Regions from separate parts of the Homo sapiens genome. Here region 2 is linked to region 1. The links are chromatin loops, found by intact Hi-C in ENCODE. Cell type or tissue: lower leg skin. All regions are shown on one strand. Links, peaks and the distances in the headings refer to the core of each region. The heading gives the core; the rest is flanking DNA. Region 1 overlaps CHURC1-FNTB (CHURC1-FNTB readthrough). Region 2 overlaps SPTB (spectrin beta, erythrocytic).

Region 1 (8,839 bases), core at 2,162-7,161:
TTTTAAAAATGTAAGCAAAGCCACCCCTTCACTCAAAGCTCTCTTCTCATCTCAAAGTCAAGGTGGCCTAGAGAACCCCATTCACCTCTCTGGCCCCTTCCCTTGCACTCTCCAGCTTGCTCACTGCCTTGACACTGGCCTCCCTGCTGTTCTGTGTACACCTCTCCTGCTGCAGCCTCAGAGCACTGATGCTTGTGTTGCCTCTCCCTGCAGAGCTCCGCCCCAGACATAGACACGGATTGCCCTCCCTTCTTATAGTTTTTACTCAAATTCTTTTTTTCTTTTTCTTTTTTTTATAATTTATTTTTTCTAAAAATTTTTATAGTGATGAGGTCTTCCTGTGTTCCCCGCGCTGGTCTCGAACTGCTAGAATCAAGCAGTCCTCCCACATCAGCCTCCCAAAGTGCTGGGATTACAGGCATGAGCCACCATGCCTGGCCCAAATTCTTTAATCTAACCCCAATTTCCCTTTTCTTGAGATCTTTCCTTCCTCCCCATGTAAAATGGGAGTGCCACCCCCTTTGGTAATAGCTTAATCTCACTCCCCTGCTTTATTTTTCTCATCACTAGATCAGAGACTTTATATTTTGTGTATTGATTTGTTTACTATCTGTCTTTCTCCACCAAAATGTAAGCTTTATGGGGCAGGGATTTTTTTTTTTTTTTTGGTCTGTTTTATTCATTGCTGTACTCCCTGACATAATAGACACTGAATAAGTTAAATGGTTCAAATGATTTCCAGTCATTGTAATGAACATTTGAGTGCTTGTTTGTGTAACATAATTGTAGATGATAATGACAATGAACATAATACTAGCCTTATCTTTCAAGAGCTCACTATCTAATAACTACAGAGACCATGTAAATAAAAATGAGTATAAAATAAAAGTATAAATATAAATAAATCTATTAAGTAGAAAAGATTAAAAATGAAAAATATATATAAATGATAAAAACATAAAATAAGACATAATACATATACACAGAATATATTCCCCAAGAATGTATTCTCTTACAGTGGGAATGTAGCTGAAGGAGTAATTCATTCTAATCTATTTAATGAAGATGGCCTTTTATGTATAATATTTGTGTTTAGTAACATTTGTAAGAGACTAGTCTGAAGTAATCATTTTTTAATAATTATATCGAAATTTAGAAATTGTGAAATGTATTTTAAAATGTTCTGTATTACACAAAATGGAATATAAAATGTTTCCAATCATAAAAAACAAAAGAATAGCTTTCTAAATGCAGTACAATGATTTCATGGCACAAAGAACAGCTGTGAGCTTCTCAGAAATCAATAAATCATCAATACTACATGGCTGCATTATTTTATTGTGTTGTATGTTGATATGAAATAAATTACATTATATATTATTAATCATTACATATACTCTATTACTGAAAACCTGTGCAAAAGTATTGACTCACAGTCCTGTTTTGGGTTTATCATGGTGAATATTTTACCAGCAGATACAAAATGGAAGCCAACTAAACAACATTGTTCACCTTGAAAACTCTAAGAAATGATTTTTTATTTGGCTGGGTGTGGTGGCGCATGCCTGTAATCCCAGCACTTTGGGAGGCCGAGGCGGGTGGATCACGAGGTCAAGAGATCGAGACTATCCTGGCTAACATGGTGAAACCCTGTCTCTACTAAAAATACAAAAATTAGCTGGGCATGTTGGTGTGCTCCTGTAGTCCCAGCTACTCCGGAGGCTGAGGCAGGAGAATCACTTGCACCTGGGAGGTGGAGGTTGCAGTGAGCCAAAATCACACCACTGCACTCCAGCCTGGTGACAGAGCAAGAGTCTGTCTAAAAAAAAAAAAAAGTTTTTTTTAAACTGTTGAGAGGCAATGCCAGAGGTGTACACTGTAAGGCATACCAGTGACTCTCAAGCCTGGCTGTGCACTGGGATCATTGGTGGAGCCTTCGAAAATCCAGATTCTCCCAGGCACCAGCCCAACCAACTAAATCAGAATCTGTGGGGCTGGGGCCCAGGCACATGCATTTTGTCAAAGCTCCACAAGTGATGCTGACTCACAGCTAGGGTTGGAGCCACTTTGAAGCTTCTTTGTATGTGGTAGAAACATGAGCTGTCCACCAGAGACTGGCTCCCCTTCCACAGGGAGAGTTGCAGCTGGGAAGTGGCTGCTCAGCAGTCTCCTTTGCATTTAGGCAGAGGCTTGTGAGTGGGTGCTGGCCAATAAAAAGTGGAAGATGTGATATCCACTACACCTAGACCTGACCCTTTAAAACCTTTCATGCGATCCTCTATTTGCTCGCTTCCCCTCTCTGCCAGGTGAAAGTCAATGCCTGGGGTAGCCCTCCATTGTGCGGAAAAGCAAGAGAGATCAGATTGTTACTGTGTCTGTGTAGAAATAAGTAGACATAGGAGACTCCATTTTGTTATGTACTAAGAAAAATTCTTCTGCCTTGAGATTCTGTTAATCTATAACCTTACCCCCAACCCCGTGCTCTCTGAAACATGTGCTGTGTCAACTCAGAGTTAAATGGATTAAGGGTGGTGCAAGATGTGCTTTGTTAAACAGATGCTTGAAGGCAGCATGCTCCTTAAGAGTCATCACCACTCCCTAATCTCAAGTACCCAGGGACACAAACACTGCGGAAGGCCGCAGGGACCTCTGCATAGGAAAGCCAGGTATTGTCCAAGGTTTCTCCCCATGTGATAGTCTGAAATATGGCCTCGTGGGAAGGGAAAGACCTGACCGTCCCCCAGCCCGACACCCGTAAAGGGTCTGTGCTGAGGAGGATTAGTAAAAGAGGAAGGAATGCCTCTTGCAGTTGAGACAAGAGGAAGGCATCTGTCTCCTGCCTGTCCCTGGGCAATGGAATGTCTCGGTATAAAACCCGATTGTATGCTCCATCTACTGAGATAGGGAAAAACCGCCTTAGGGCTGGAGGTGGGACCTGCGGGCAGCAATACTGCTTTGTAAAGCATTGAGATATTTATGTGTATGCATATCTAAAAGCACAGCACTTAATCCTTTACATTGTCTATGATGCAAAGACCTTTGTTCACGTGTTTGTCTGCTGACCCTCTCCCCACAATTGTCTTGTGACCCTGACACATCCCCCTCTTCGAGAAACACCCACAGATGATCAATAAATACTAAGGGAACTCAGAGGCTGGCGGGATCCTCCATATGCTGAACGCTGGTTCCCCGGGTCCCCTTATTTCTTTCTCTATACTTTGTCTCTGTGTCTTTTTCTTTTCCAAATCTCTCGTCCCACCTTACGAGAAACACCCACAGGTGTGTAGGGGCAACCCACCCCTACACTCCATAATCAAAAGAACGTCATGCCACATGTTCTAGAAGTTAAAAACCTCAATTAACAAAGAGGTCTCTTTCAGTGTTTCACTCCACTGGACAAACGGTATCCCTTTGTAGATTCAAAATAATTTTCTGGACAGATTTAGTGACATCTTTCCAATGTATATTATTACTACTCCTTTCAAACAATCTTTTTCAAGTCTGCTAATTTAGAACTACAGGGTCAACTCTCCCCTGTCCTGTTGACAGAGCCCTTCTTCCCCTGCTGTCTACAAGGCAGTCTTAGAGGGGTCTTAAGTGTATAGTTAGGTAAAAAAGGAGACCCTATAAGTCCTGATATGTGAGAGACCTGGGGTATGGCGTCTCTTTGTCTTTGGTTGGCAGGCACTCTCTCTGATCCTTCCTGCAAGGCAGATCTTATAAAGAACAATGTCGGCCGGGCGCGGTGGCTCACGCCTGTAATCCCAGCACTTTGGGAGGCTGAGGCGGGCGGATCACAAGGTCAGGAGATCGAGACCATCCTGGCTAACAGGGTGAAACCCCGTCTCTACTAAAAATACAAAAAAATTAGCCGGACATGGTGGCGGACGCCTGTAGTTCCAGCTACTCAGGAGGCTGAGGCAGGAGAATGGTGTGAACCCGAGAGGCGGAACTTGCAGTGAGCTGAGATCGCACCACTGCACTCCAGCCTGGGTGACAGAGTGAGACTCCGTCTCAAAAAAAAAAAAAAAGAGATTAGGACATTGATAGGCACAGGTGGAACACCATGTGAACGTGAAGACAGCCATCTACAGCCAAGGAGATCCCTCATGAGAAACCAACCCTGCTGACACCTTCATCTCATACTTCTGACTGCCACAATTGTGGGAAATAAATTCCTGGTGTTTTTGTGTGTGTTTTTGTTTGTTTGTTTGTTTTAAGACGGAGTCTTGTTCTGTTGCCCAGGCTGGAGTGCAATGGCGTGATCTTGGCTCACTGCAACCTCCGCCTCCTGGGCTCAAGCGATTCTCCTGTCTCATCCTTCCAAGTAGCTGGGATTACAGGCATGGGCCACCATGCCTGGCTAATTTTTGTATTTTTAGTAGAGACGGGGTTTCACCATGTTGGCCAGGCTGGTCTCGAACTCTTGACCTCATGACCTGCCCGCCTTGGGCTCCCTAAGTGCTGGGATTACAGGCGTGAGCCACCACGCCCAGCCAAATTCCTGTTGTTTAAGCCACCCAGTCTCTGGTACTTTGTTATGGCATCCCTAGAAAACTGATGCAGTCATGAAGGTGGTGGCCAGGACACTAAGGACAACCTGAAATGGTACTGTGGGTCATTTTGTGTCAACATCAATTACCATCAGAATTGTTTCCTGTGGTTCCCAGCCCTCAAATGCACGTGTCTCTGATAATTTGCCTCCTCCCCTCTTTCCTTGTCATTTGAGTATCTTTCCTCCATTCTCTATTTAGTCAGGGGAAAACAAAGAAAAAGCATGTGAATGGAGGACAGTACTGAGACCGTGGTAGAGGGGATGTGTCCTGTTTCTTTCAATCACGAGGTAAGGAGGAAATCCTTCTGCACCGCGGGCACATCACTAACAGTCCCCCAGAGTAGGAAACACAGGGTAAGTCTAGAAGAGGCGGGTGTTTCACTAACGGGGAGCCCCATGGTCCAGCCGCGTTGAGTCTTGGTGATGGACTGCCTATTGGTGCAACTCTCCAGCTGTTCAGCTGTTGCTATGGCAGGTCCCACAGTGGTGCCTTTGGGTGCATGCTCAGTGTGGCTGGGGTGGGGATGGGGTGGATGGGGGCAGGCACTTGTCTCCCTGGTTGAAGAATCAGTATCACATAATTGAGAGACTGATTCTAGGAGGATTCTAGTGGAAAAGATGTTCAGCAACCATTCCTCAGATGTCTCCCAGTTCTACTGAAATGTGCCCCAGTCCAAGTTGACCACAAATGGGGAGGATGCCAAAATGTTCCACTGAGTGACTGAGGTAAGGGGATGGAATTTAGGTATTTCATTTACAAAGACCGGGTTAAAGTGAACTTTGTTGTCTCCACTAGTCTATATGTTTTTTTTTTTTATTTTTTTTTGAGACAGAATCTCATTCTGTCGCCCAGGCTGGAGTGCAGTGGTGCAATCTCAGCTCACTACAACCTCTGCTTCCTGGGTTCAAGGGATTCTCCTGCCTCAGCCTCCGGAGTAGCTGGGATTACAGGCGTGCGCCACCATGCTGGCGAATTTTTGTATCTTTAGTAGAGATGGAGTTTTGCCATGTTGGCCAGGCTGTTCTTGGACTCCTGACCTCAGGTAAGCCACCCACCTTGGCTTCCCAAAGTGCTGGCATGAGCTACCGCGCCTGGCCATCTATATGATTCTTTTGCTAACATTGTCCCAAAATCTTAGGTCCTCCATCTCACAAAACACACACACAGACATATAGACACACACACACATAGACACACAGAGAGATCTGTATGATGGCTCTGAAAGTGGCTGAACACAGATGAGGATGAGGATGAATATTTGAAGCTTGGGTTTTGGTTTCTAAACTATTCCCCATCTCTTTTTTTTTTTTTTTTTTTTTTTTTGAGACAGTCTTGCTTGCTCTGTTGCCCAGGCTGGAGTGCAGTGGTGTGATCTCAGCTCACTGCAATCTCCACCTCCCAGGTTCAAGTGAGTCTCCTGCCTCAGCCTCCTGAGTAGCTGGGATTACAGGCACGTGCCACCACGCCCAGCTAATTTTTGTATTTTTAGTACAGACAGGGTTCCATGTTGGTCAGGCTGGTCTCGAACTCCTGACCTTGTGATCTGCCCACCTTGGCCTTTCAAAGTGCTGGGATTATAGGCGTGAGCCACCGCGCCCGGCCTTTTCTTTTCTTTTTTTTTTGAGACAGAGTCTTGCTCCGTCGCCCAGGCTGGAGTGCAGTGGCACGATCTCGGCTCACTGCAACCTCCACTTCCTGGGTTCAAGCGATTCTCCTGGCTCAGCCTCCCGAGTAGCTGGGATAACAGGCGCCCACCACTAGGCCTGGCTAATTTTTGTATTTCCAGTAGAGATGGGGTTTCACCATGTTGGCCAGGCTGGTCTCAAACTCCTGACCTCAGGTGATCCATCTACCTTGGCCTCCCAAAGTGCTGGGATTACAGGCATGAACCACCTCGCCTGGTCTTTTTTTTTTTCTAAAGCAATGTAAGCTACTGAATTTGAGGTCAGTCCAGTATGACTACATACACTCCTTTTTTTTTTTTTTTTTTTTTTTTTTTTTGAGACAGAGTTTCACTCTTGTCGCCCAGGTTGGAGTGCAATGGCAGGATCTTGGCTCACTGCAACCTTTGCTTCCCGGGTTCAAGCGATTCTCCTGCCTCAGCCTCCGGAGTAGCTGGGATTACAGGCGTGCGCCACCATGCCCAGCTAATTTTTGCATTATTAGTGGAGATGGGGTTTTACCCTGTTGGCCAGGCTGGTCTCGAACTCCTGACCTCAGGTGATCTGACCACCTCGGCCTCCCAAAGTGCTGGGATTACAGGGGTTAGCCACCGCGCCCAGCCATTTTTTTTTTTTTCTAAAGCAATGTAAGCTACTGAATTTGAGGTCAGTCCAGTATGACTACATATGCTCAATTTTTTATGAGTATGAACATTTATTTCTCTGGATTCCTTCAGCAAACCTCATTCCCTTTCCTGTCTTGCCTAGGGAAAGCCATTTCTTTCAAAATGAAGTGAGGAATCCACGTCAGCTTGCATTTTCTTTCCTGTTTTCTCAGACAGAAGCAAGCAGAGAGCCACTAAAGGTCCCAGTGAGGAGGCCTGCAGAGAGCTATTTACCATTACAGTGCCGATCAATGGGAAGGCAGCTGCGGTGCCCAAAGGGGGTCAGGCTGGGTTGGATCTGCGCTCGGTACTCTGGTGGTCGTGGGAGGAAAATCACAGCAGGTTGGGCCTCGGTTCCTAGAAAACATCCCTGGCCATATTCATCTGTGGGATATTCTTACCACCCGGGATGCACAGGGGAAACATTACAGGGTGTTTTCTGCACCTCTGCTTTATTGAGTGCTGGGTCAAGTGTTATGCTGTCCTTTCTTTTTTTTTCTTTTTTCTGACGGAGTCTCGCTCTGTCACCCATGCTGGAGTGCAGTGGCGTGATCTCGGCTTACTGCAAGCTCCGCCTCCCGGGTTCACGCCATTCTCCTGCCTCAGCCTCCCAAGTAGCTGGGACTACAGGCGCCCGCCACCACGCCGGGCTAATTTTTTGTATTTTTAGTAGAGACGGGGTTTCACCATGTTAGCCAGGATGGTCTCCTGACCTCGTGATCCGCCCGCCTCGGCCTCCCAAAGTGCTGGGATTACAGGCGTGAGCTACCGCGACGGCCTGTCCTTTCCATGCATTATCTTATTTCATCTTTCCAGCAATCCTGTAAGGTAGTCACTCTAAATATCCTATTTTGAGATGAGGAAACTGAGTCACAGGGGGGTTCAGTAATGTGCTCAAGATTGCACAGCTGGTGAGTGGTGACACTGGGACTGGAACCCAAGTGTGCCTTACTCCAGAGCCCTTGGCATGCACCTGAAACCCCATGTAAGCCCACTGTGGAGACGCGCACCTCGAAATAATGGAATCCACTACATCAGTTCCTTTAGCTTTCTGTGTAATCAGAGTAGCTAGCAGGCTCGGGATTTCGCCCCCCGGCTTTTTTTTTTTTTTTTTTTTGAGACAGAGTTTTGCTCTTGTTGCCCAGGCTGGAGTGCAATGGCGCAATCTCGGCTCACCGCAACCTTCGCCTCTCAGGTTCAAGCAATTCTCCTGCCTCAGCCTCCCGAGTAGCTGGGATTACAGGCACCGGCCACCACGCCCAGCTAATTTTTTTATATTTTTAGTAGAGATGGGGTTTCACCATGTTGGCCAGGCTGGTCTTGAACTTTTCCCCTCTTATTATAATTCAGACACTTAACCTGAAATATACCTTTTCAAATGAAGTAAATGGGCTTACCACTTTCCTTGACCTACTATTGAAAAATACATTCTCCATCCAATATTCAGCCTGAAAACAGGTATGTACATATATACTTTTCATTGCTTTTTTTTTTTTTTTTTTGAGACAAGGTCTCCCTCTGTTGCGCAGGCTGGAGTGCAGTGTCATGATCTCGGCTCACTGCAGCCTTCCCCTAATGGGTTCAAGCAATCCTCCCACCTCAGCCTCTCAAGCCTGGGATTACAGGCGAGCCACCGTGCCCAGCTAATTTTTTTTTATTTTTAGTAGAGACTGGGTTTCACTACATTGGCCAGGCTGGTCTCCAGCTCCTGACCTCAAAGTGATCTGCCCGCCTCAGCCTCCCAAAGTACTGGGATTACAGGCATGAGCCAACGCGCCTAGCCTTTCATTGCTTTTTAAAGACCTAATAGGCTAGACTTTGCTCTCCCTCAATACTCGTTGGTAGGGATAGGCAATTTTCTCAACTCCGGAGAGCATTCATTTGCCTCTCTCCGGTGCTAACACATTCAGTGGTAGGAAACTGGATCTTGAACAAGGGCCATTCATTCTTTGGTGCC
Region 2 (9,334 bases), core at 1,957-6,956, 150 kb after region 1:
AACTAGAAAACAGGTGAGGGGGTCAAACCTTACAGCTAGAGAGAAGATAACAATACAGTGGAAGGAGCAATACTGTTTAAGAAAGACAGTGTCCTTGCTATTTCAACAGCCTGCTCCTCAGCCCTGCGTTGCCCTGTATTCCCCCGGTTTCCCACTTCGGAAGTAGATCTTTGTGCTTTGTTGCTTCTCACTTTTGTATGACCCAGGGAAGAGGAGAGGATGCTGTTTACTTTGTTGGGGGACTAGAGGATGGAGAAAAGAGAACAGCTGCCTCTTCTGCTCGGGGCTTCGGCGAGGGCTGACATGGGTCCTAGCTTGGGCTCCGTCAGCACCCTGCAGGCTGGGAGAGGAGCTGCTACCACTGCTTTCTCAGTTCTTAACCAACCCAGGGAGTAACTGGACATAGCACATGAGGTTGAGGCTCTGAGCCTAGCATCGGACCTCAAAGGCGGATGTGAAGGTTGGAGCTGTGGGTTGCATCAGTGGTATTGTGAAATGCATTAATAAGTACATGTTCCTTCTGTGAGCTGAGTCCTCTGTGTGATCCCATGAGGTTTTCAGTGCTGAGCTGTGGGCAAGCCTTCTCAGGTCCCATCCTACTCAAAATATAGCCTGGGGTCGGTGGTGGCAGAAGGCAGGTAAGGATGACTCTGGACTGTGCATTTAGAGCTGCTAGACGGGCAGGTGGATGGATGGATGGGGCAGGTGGACCTCTCTGGGCACAGAGTCACGGAGACCAGAGAAGACCCACCTACACTTTGACGAGGGTCAGGTGGGTTCAGAGAAGGAATTTTGGGGGACTTGTGGGTAAGCCAGGGAATGAATGGACAAGGAAGTACTTATGCCTTTTTTCCTGGGTTTACTGATGGGCCTGAAGTGCAATTTAAGATCTAATTTTAGCCATGTATTTGCGGTCCTCCGTGACTCATGGAAGGCCACTCTAGATGTGCAGATGACTTATATCTTTGAAAATGAGACCAGATCATCTCATCTCTAAGTTCCTCCCAGGTAGCAACTTAAATGTCATTTCCATGACTCCCCATTCAATTAGGTGTCCCCACCATGAGCCCCAACATATGCTGTTTTTTTCAGTCATGGTCATCTCTTTATAGCCAGGCCTTTGAAGGGCCGTTGTAACAGTATGGAAAGAGACATGGTGACGCCGAGAATGGGTTAAATCTGGTTTTGGACAGGCATATCTTCGTGTTTGCTTTTTGTTAACTATCTGTAGCTTTCCTGTTCTCTTATTTATTTCCTTCCTGCCTCTTACACCTGATTCTCCGAGAGCTTCCCTTCCTGCATGCACTGGCCCATCCCATGACCCCCTTGACTCTGATGGAATGCCATCTGGGCAGGGCCTGGGGTGGGCATGGCAGGGGAAGAGGGCACAAGGAAAGGGGCCTCACTTTCATTTCTGAATCATCTTTCCTTGGTGTTTGTTTTCAGGGACCTGACTCTTTCCAAAACAAAAACAAAAACAAAAACCCTCCAGCTGTATATTTAGACACACATATACATCTCTTCCCATTCCTGGCAGAGCTGCTGCCCGGCTGCTGCCTTCTCTGAGCCATGGCCACAGGAGGGATGGCATTTTTAAGCAGGATGAATTGCTGTCGAGCCGCTGCTCTTCTGCACCCGGGGCCATCAATCTTGTCTTGAACGCTGGGCCTGCTGGTCGGCCTGCTCAGGCTCATCTTTCTGGGGCAGACTTATTTACGGAGCCATGGCAAAGGTAATCTCACTCTCCAGCCCCACGGCCCAGGCCTCTCTCAGCCACTCTTAAAAATAGCCCAGGACGAATCAGGAGAGCCAGGGTCCGGTTACTTCCTGCACTCAGGGTCTGATCTCACCTCACCTCCTGCGTCTGGCAGCTCAGCCCTTCTCAGGGGCTGCTGGACAGGCTTGTGGCCCTGCAGGAGGTGGTCAGCCTGTCAGTCCCTCTCTGGCTCAGAGACCAAGTCAGTGGTAGTTTCCCTTAAGGGAAATAGAGAAAGGTGTGGGGCCGGGGGTGGGGGGTATCTTTCCCGGCTATCGTTGCCCAGCCAGTTGGGTGCGAAATCTCAGTCCTGGAAGCAGCAAGTCCATCTGCAGAAGAGGACAGGCTGTTCAAAGGCACAAGGGTGGTCTTGGGCACAGGTCTGGCATCATGGGGCATCCTGTGTTCGGGATGATGACTGGTTTTCCCACCTTGCACCTTCCCTTCTCTTGAGTGGCAAACACTTTTGCTAAGCCCTGGCTGGGAAATGCCCTCTGTCCCCATGCACCATGTCCTTTCCCCACCTGCCCTCCTGAAACCCTTCTGATTGAGGGGAACAAACTGTGCTCCAGTCCTTTCCCCAGCTGCCCTCCTGAAACCTGTCCGATCAAGGGGGATAAACTGTGCTCCAGTCCTTTCCCCACCTGCCCTCCTGAAACCCGTCTGGTCAAGGGGGATAAACTGCGCTCCAGTTTGGCCTTTGGTCCCAGCCGCAGTCATTCCACCGGATGACCCTGGGGAGGCCTCCTCCTGCAGCAGGCCTTGGTTTTTCTCCCAAGGCAATTAGGGTGGGTAATCCTGGCTCCTATCTTACCTCACAAGGATGTGGTGGGATGGATTCATCAGGTTGGGGAAAATGCAGTCTGAAGTGAGTCTGTATCTGAAAAATAAGGCTGTAGCCCTGCTGCCATCTCACACTTGGGCTGGTGAATGTGCTTCAGTGCCTCCGTGATCATGTGCCTGGTGGATGTGCATGTGTGTGCTGGTGTGTGTCAGTGTGTCAGATATGAGCCTGTGTGTGTGCCGTGGGTGCACACACCCACAGAGGGAGTGGTCTCCCTCACAGCTCACTGGCTGTCAACCCCCATCACAGGTCTGCCTCACAGCCTCCCTGCCTCCCGCTTTGCTCTCTTGGTTGTGAAGGCTCTGGGTCCCCTATTCTCTTACAGACTTGATCTTGGAGTCCCTTAAGATCCCTAGAAAGAGGACCAAATGTCAGGTACAGATGAAGAAAGCTAATAGTTTTCCTAGGGTCCAGGGCATTGAAGACCAAGCCTGGCTCCCCTGGCCCCCTCCTCACTTTTCTCCCCTGACTCCACCCCTGCCTTCCCGTTACTTCTTAAAGTTCTCAAAGCTTTCTGTGTTCTTTCTTACCTTCAGGACTTTACACCTACTCTTTATTCCCTTTGCTTGGACTCTTGTCCTTTCCCACCTGTCCCTTCATGGGTACCTCCAAGCTTCCTTTAGGAATAAGCTTCAACTTCCCCTCCCTGATACCAGTCCCCGCCGAGTCCCCACCTAAGCCAGCCATGACACACATCACACCTTCTTGTAGTTGCTTGTTTAATTGTGTGTCTCTGCCACCAGATTCCAAGCTCTGTGAGGACATGACTTTCCTGTCTTACTTGCCCCTGCCTAGTACAGTGCCTGCCACCTAGTTGGAGCTTGGTACATATTTGAATTAACTGTAAATGAATGAATGAGTGAGTAGGAATGACTGATGACGGGTGAGGGAGGACCCAGTGCTCCTGATGCGCTGGTTCATCACATGGACTCACAATGCACGGTTCCATTGTCCATGGGATGCCCCGACTGCCACGTGCTTGATGGGACAGCAGGCTCCTTTGGGTTGCTCAGTCTGTCCTGGAATTCAACAGGAGACCTCATCTGAGCACCTGGTCATGCTCCAAAGAAGCCCTAAAATGCGAGGTCAGCTTTCTGAATACCAACTGCTGGGAAGGAACTCAGAGGGCTCTCAGAAAGCCTCCGGGAGGAGTGAAGTCCCCCCAGTGCAGCTGCCCCGGGCTGGTGGCGTCAGTGGCGGCTTAACTCTCTCATCCATCTCTCCCCATGGTTCCCATATGGGTCAGACTCAGCCTGTTTCCAGCCTCTCCCTTCCCCTGGCCTGTCCCCATCTCCCCCACCAGGTTAGGTCCTGGCCTAGTCCTCAGGGTGAGGGTTGCTTTCCCCAGCTTGTGCCCTGCTGCCTCTGGCTCCCAGGAGAGCTTCCTCTCTCCCGGGGTGCTCCCCGCGGCGGGGCGGCTGGTCTGGAGGAAGCAGCTGGCTGCGACTGACGTCTCCACCTGCTGGCCGTCCTGACCCTTGCTACGTGCAGCTCTCCATCCCTGCCACTGCTGCCGGTACTGTTGCTGCTGCTGCTGCTGCAATATTTTATAACAAACGACCCAGAGACCCTGGTAGGAAGCACGCCCAGGCAGATGACATGGCGTTCTGCTTCTGTCAGGATCTACTCACGTTGGATGCTCCGAATAAGTTTCCCCGGAGAAAAAGTCCGAGGGGGTAGAGAGATAACCCTCTGACTGTGTTGCTGTCCCCCAGGGATCCTTCCATGAAGACTGAGGCAGGCGGAGCTGCTAAGAGCCTGCTGACATGACATCGGCCACAGAGTTTGAAAATGTGGGCAACCAGCCACCTTACAGCAGGATCAATGCCCGCTGGGACGCCCCAGACGACGAGCTGGATAATGACAACAGCTCAGCCAGGCTCTTTGAGAGGTCCCGGATAAAGGCCTTGGCAGGTACTGTTTGGGGCCACAAGGGTTGGAGGGCATTCTCACAGTCACAAGGTTCACAGCCCTCCCCACCTAGTGTGAATCCTCTGTGTGTGTTGGGTGAGCCCTGGCATGGCAGTGATGGAGACGTGTTTGTCGGGCTCAGGGAGGTGGGGGTCCCCTTGGGAGGGAGCTCAGGCAGCCTCTGCCCCCAAGGCCTCTGAGAAGCAAGGAGGTGCTGGAGCTGGGACCAGGTGGGGCCTGCCCTCTGCCTCTGTCCTGAGTGACCTGCGGCCAAGTGAGAAGTACGAGAGTCTGGGCAAAGCAGTGTCTGAGGGCTGGACAGCCGGGCGCAGGTTCACAGGGCCTCCTGGTTAACCCCGATTTCCTGCCTGGGCCTAGAGAGAGGAATTACCATAGTCCTCTCTGTAGTCCCAAAAGGAGTGATTGGATAGGAAATCGAGAACAGATAACATCCTCCCCACTGCCTCAGGAAGGATTTTCTTGATGAAACCTTTCATCCTTAAACTGGAATTAGATTTTTGCTTAGCAGGTTCATAATAGATCTCTCTGTGTGTGTGTGTGTGTGTGTGTGTGTGAGAGAGAGAGAGAGAGAGAGAGAAGGTGGGGGTGGAGAATATCTTAAATCTCTAGTAGAAATGACTTCTCCTCCCCCTGTTGGCTGATATCTGATTCTTGGGATTTTTTTTTTTTCCCCAACTCCTGTGACTATTGCCTCCCTGAACTTGACCCAGGGTAAGTATATTCCGACCTTAAGTCTTCGGCCAATAAGAAAGTTTGAGTTACATGGGGTTGTGTGTGTATGTGTGGAAGGTGGGTTCCTTCACCTGATCCACCAGTCAGCAGCCCACACTGGACCTGTTTCCCTATCATTGACTGTTGCCGTCTTCCACCTCCTAAGAAGAGTACAACCTTCCCCATAAACACTTTCTGGAGTGATTCTCCCGCTGCCCCCATACCTTATGGCCCAAATTGAAGGTTGTAGTAATCCTCTTCCCCACTCCCTCCCTGTACTCAGCTCCCAGATACCACAGTCCCTGGCAGACCTTGAAGCCTGAGCAGGGCCCTGGACCCCTCTGGGACCATAATGACCTCACATCTTGGGAGTGTCTGGGCTTCTCATGCCGGGAAAGGAATGCTGCGGTGTCTCATCTCCCTTGTCATGACAAGGAATCCACTTGGGTCTCAGTCATTACCCCTGGTGTCCTTGCTCTTTACAGGAAACTCTCTTTCTTCTTTCTTTATCTCCTTCTCACCCTCCTTGACCCCACAAAATTCTCCCTTGGTTTCCCTTGGGGACGGACCATAACGGTGACCCATTGCTTTTGTGTATGTTAATTTAAGCCAACCAAACTTGGAACCATTGGCTTTGTCGTCAGTCTGGTTTTACCTTCTTATATCTCTGTGCTGGCTGGATCTAGCTGCAATGACCCTGGCGATCCAGGTGGAGGGAGAGGGGTACCATATTCCGTAAGATTTGCCAAAGCAAGGTAAGAGTGGGGACTGGCCTTTGTGCAGAGATTCTTTTATCTTTTTTAAGAAACCAAGGTAAATTCTATTTTAACAGTTGCTTGTTGTACTCCTACTATGTTTAAAGCTAAACCCCTGGCCAACCATGAAAGGGGAGAGGGGAACCACAGAGATGAATTCAGTATAGTGTCTGTCTCTCAGGAGTTCAAAATCTATTAGGGAAAAATGAACTATGTTCACAATTAATTAGCATGAGTGGAATTAGAGAAGAACTGTAGGATGGGCACATAAATTAAACAGCAATGAGAGAGCCAAGGAAGAGATGCAAGGAAAATCGGGGAACAGTTCATGGAGGAGGCAGCCTTTGAGCTGGGAATTGAAGGGTGTGTGTGATTCTGGCAGGCAGAAGGGCCCCGGGTTTCTCCAGTTGGCCTGTGTGTGTTGTCACCACGTCTGATGAGCTGCTTGGGAAGTTGGTGGAGACAGGTTAATGAGCCGAGCACAAAGCCGGGCGTGGTAGCTCATGCCTATAATCCCAGCACTTTGGGATCCTGAGGTAAGTGTATGGCTTGAGACCAGGAGTTCAAGACCAGCCTGGCCAAGAGGGCGAAACTCCATCTCTACTAAAATCCAAAAAAAAAAGAAATAGCTGGGCGTGGTGGTGCATGCCTGTAATCCCAGCTACTCAAGAAGCTGAGGCACGAGAATTGCTTGAACCCGGGAGGCGGAGGTTGCAGTGACCCAAGATCACGCCACTGCACTCCAACCTGGGTGACAGAGCAAGACTCTGTGTTTAGTGGTCAGTCCTAGGTTGATCAGGAAAGAGCCTTTGCTGACCTTGGCTGTGCCTAGTTGAGCCTCCTCCTCACCAGGAGCATGCATCTGACTTACCAGAGAATCTGAATGCCCCCCAGGGAGAGGAAAAGCCACAGAGCATAGAATTGTATGCCTGGGCCTTAACTATTCAGAACATCTGGCCAACAAGTAAATATGCAAGTTTGAGGTCCTTTCAAGATTTTCAAGAACAAACAACCTAAGTGGTTTACTGGCTTCCTTCTCCTGAGAGTCCACTCTAAGTGACCTGGGCTTGAGCTAAAGCTTTGGAAAGGTCTAAATAGGGTGGCCAGATGTGCCCATTCTGCTGGGTAGGCAGAATGGAGAAAGGGAGCATGTCAGCCTTCCTAGTCTCAACGTCTTGACTTTTTTTCCCTTCAGTACTGTTGTTGGGGCCACCTTAGCAGCCTAGGCAGGGGTGTCTTTCAAAAGAAACATTAGGGAGAAGGAGCTCTCAGCCACTCTCCCACTCACAGGAATATTAAGGCAAGGAGGGGATTCAGCCCTGAGTTGCTTATAAGATAGCAGTGATCTACTTCATAGGTATATGTGGCAAGGTTGGGGAGACTGGCCTGGCGTCTTCTTCTGAAACTGAAGGTCCTGGGGTGAGGAGGAACATGTCACAAGATCCAGATTCAAGTCCTGATTCTGCCTCTAATGCCACCGCAGTGGAGGATCACTGACTCCTTTTCCATTTTTATAAAATGGGGATGATAGTATTTTCTCAAGGTTGTTGTGAAGAGCAAATAAGATAAAGTTTACGGAAGTTTTTATTTATAATAAAATGCTAGGTGAATGTTAGATAATGTTAGTACTAAGAAAATTTCCCATCGGTGTTTTCTGTCCTTTCTCTTTTCCCAACTTCAGACATTCAAGATCATGAGCTTGGTCTTTTTCCTTGCCTGTTGTACCTTGGCCTGTTCCAGGACCTGTTTCTTCCTTCTTAACCCCCACCCTCCTTTGCCTTGGAAGTTCTGAGTTGGAAGGAAAAGCCAGGGACCAAGGAAACCAGGCTAATGTTTGTGCTTGGAGCTCTGGGCTCTTTCCCCTTCCCCCAGACCTGATGCCCATGAGATGAAGCCCCATGCCATGCAGGTCTCTCTCTCTCCATAAGACTATCCAGTCCACGACCCTGGCTGTGTCTCCGCCATCTGGCTGGGTGACATGGGAGGCCCAAGAAACGTAAGGATGATGGGTCTTGTCAAATGCTTTTCCAGATGAGACAGTTTCTCTAGGTCCATCTCCATTTAATGACCTATGGTTGGAAGACCTGAATTGGGGTGACTGGATGTGATCTTTTCTGCTTCTTAAGTAAAATTCCTCTCAACTCCAAAGGAAATACTCCCTGTTCTGCCTTTCATACCACTCCCAGGTCTTCCTTCCTGGACCTAAAGAAACAAGCCATCTGGCTCATCTGTCCTAGTACATAAAAACCTGACCTCTCTCCAGAATGAATGACTTTCTTTATGAAACTGGGAGTCAGCCTAACTAAAGTGAAAAGGAAGAAGGGTAGGAAAATGTTGCAGAAGGCTCCTGTAAGGGGGTGGATTTGACCTTGGCAATGCCAAGGGGAGGGCTGGGATCCCAGCAGGAATATTTGCCCTGTAGATCCCTGAGCAGATTTTAGCGTTTTAACATCAGTCTCTAAGCTGGCCGCCTGTCATGAGGTTAAGTAGCAGGTAGCCCTGAGGCTTCTTCCTGGACTGGAGACCATGCTTCTCTCTTTTGATGACTGCCTCTGGCACCTTCCTACTTTCTGGACCTGTTTTCAGGGATTACAGGAAGAGCAGCAGCTGAAAAGCCCAAGTTCCTATCCTTCCAAAAGGTTCCAGCCTTCATGTTTCAATAGAAAGGCTCCCCCCATCTCCTAGAGTCCCCCTAATTGTCACACAGCCCCATTTCTTCTCCTTCCCCTTTTCATACTGGGAGCTGCCAGATGAGCATTTGTGGCCGTCTGGATGAAGAATGAAACACTGCAGGCTGCAGGGAACTTACCAGTCAGAATGCCCATCCTCTGTCTCCCTCTCCTCACCCCAGAGGAGGCATCTGCCTGCCTGCACACTCCTCCCCTTCCCTGCACCTGGGTACAGACTCCAGTGACTCCAGTGAGGATGCTGCCTCAGGGTAGATGTGGCCCAGAAGGGAGAGCAGGGAGTGGAGGAACCCCACAGAAAGATGCCCCAAAAAGAGAAGCCCTGTGCATGAGCCTCATTCCCCTTTCTCTCTTCCCTCCCCTCCCTCCTTCCACTCCCCTGCCTTACCCATGCACACAGCTTGGCATCCGGCATCCCATGTGCCGCCCGCTGCGTGTTTTACAGCTCCTCGGCTCACAGAGGCATCTCGCAGTGCAGGGAGCAGTCCGGAGCCTCCTGCGAAGGGCCTGTGGGAAAGAGATGGCCTTCACGTTCTTTCTCAGTCTTCCTCCTGTTCTTTGGCCTGTGGAGCAATCACCAAAGGATAGACTAAATAGGGCCTCTCATTTTAAAACCAGGTGCACAGAATTGTGTTGCCCACTCAGGTTT

The links. Peaks named below come from ENCODE experiments on the same cell type or tissue, not always from the same donor. Only the 100,000 strongest peaks of a DNase experiment are listed, where the experiment ranks them.
Region 2: it touches region 1 in a loop (2.5-fold over the local background); 65 of 110 quality-filtered maps call a loop at or near these places.

The regions. Positions count from the first base shown.
Region 1 is chr14:64,973,054-64,981,892 of GRCh38, reverse strand. The region is part of intron 3 of CHURC1-FNTB (CHURC1-FNTB readthrough); the gene reads right to left. Among named protein-coding and RNA genes, the nearest start is that of RAB15, 5.1 kb to the right of the region's middle. RefSeq lists enhancers at 1-370, 6,443-7,220. In lower leg skin, for the core only: no CTCF peak of the experiment used is centred there; a DNase peak (open chromatin) is centred at 5,002.
Region 2 is chr14:64,818,127-64,827,460 of GRCh38, reverse strand. SPTB (spectrin beta, erythrocytic) reads left to right here. Exons shown (of 36, transcript NM_001355436.2): 2 at 4,316-4,514. The coding sequence starts at 4,367. Among named protein-coding and RNA genes, the nearest start is that of MIR7855, 37 kb to the right of the region's middle. In lower leg skin, for the core only: a CTCF peak has its summit at 4,025 (motif pointing left); DNase peaks (open chromatin) are centred at 4,040, 4,550 and 4,690.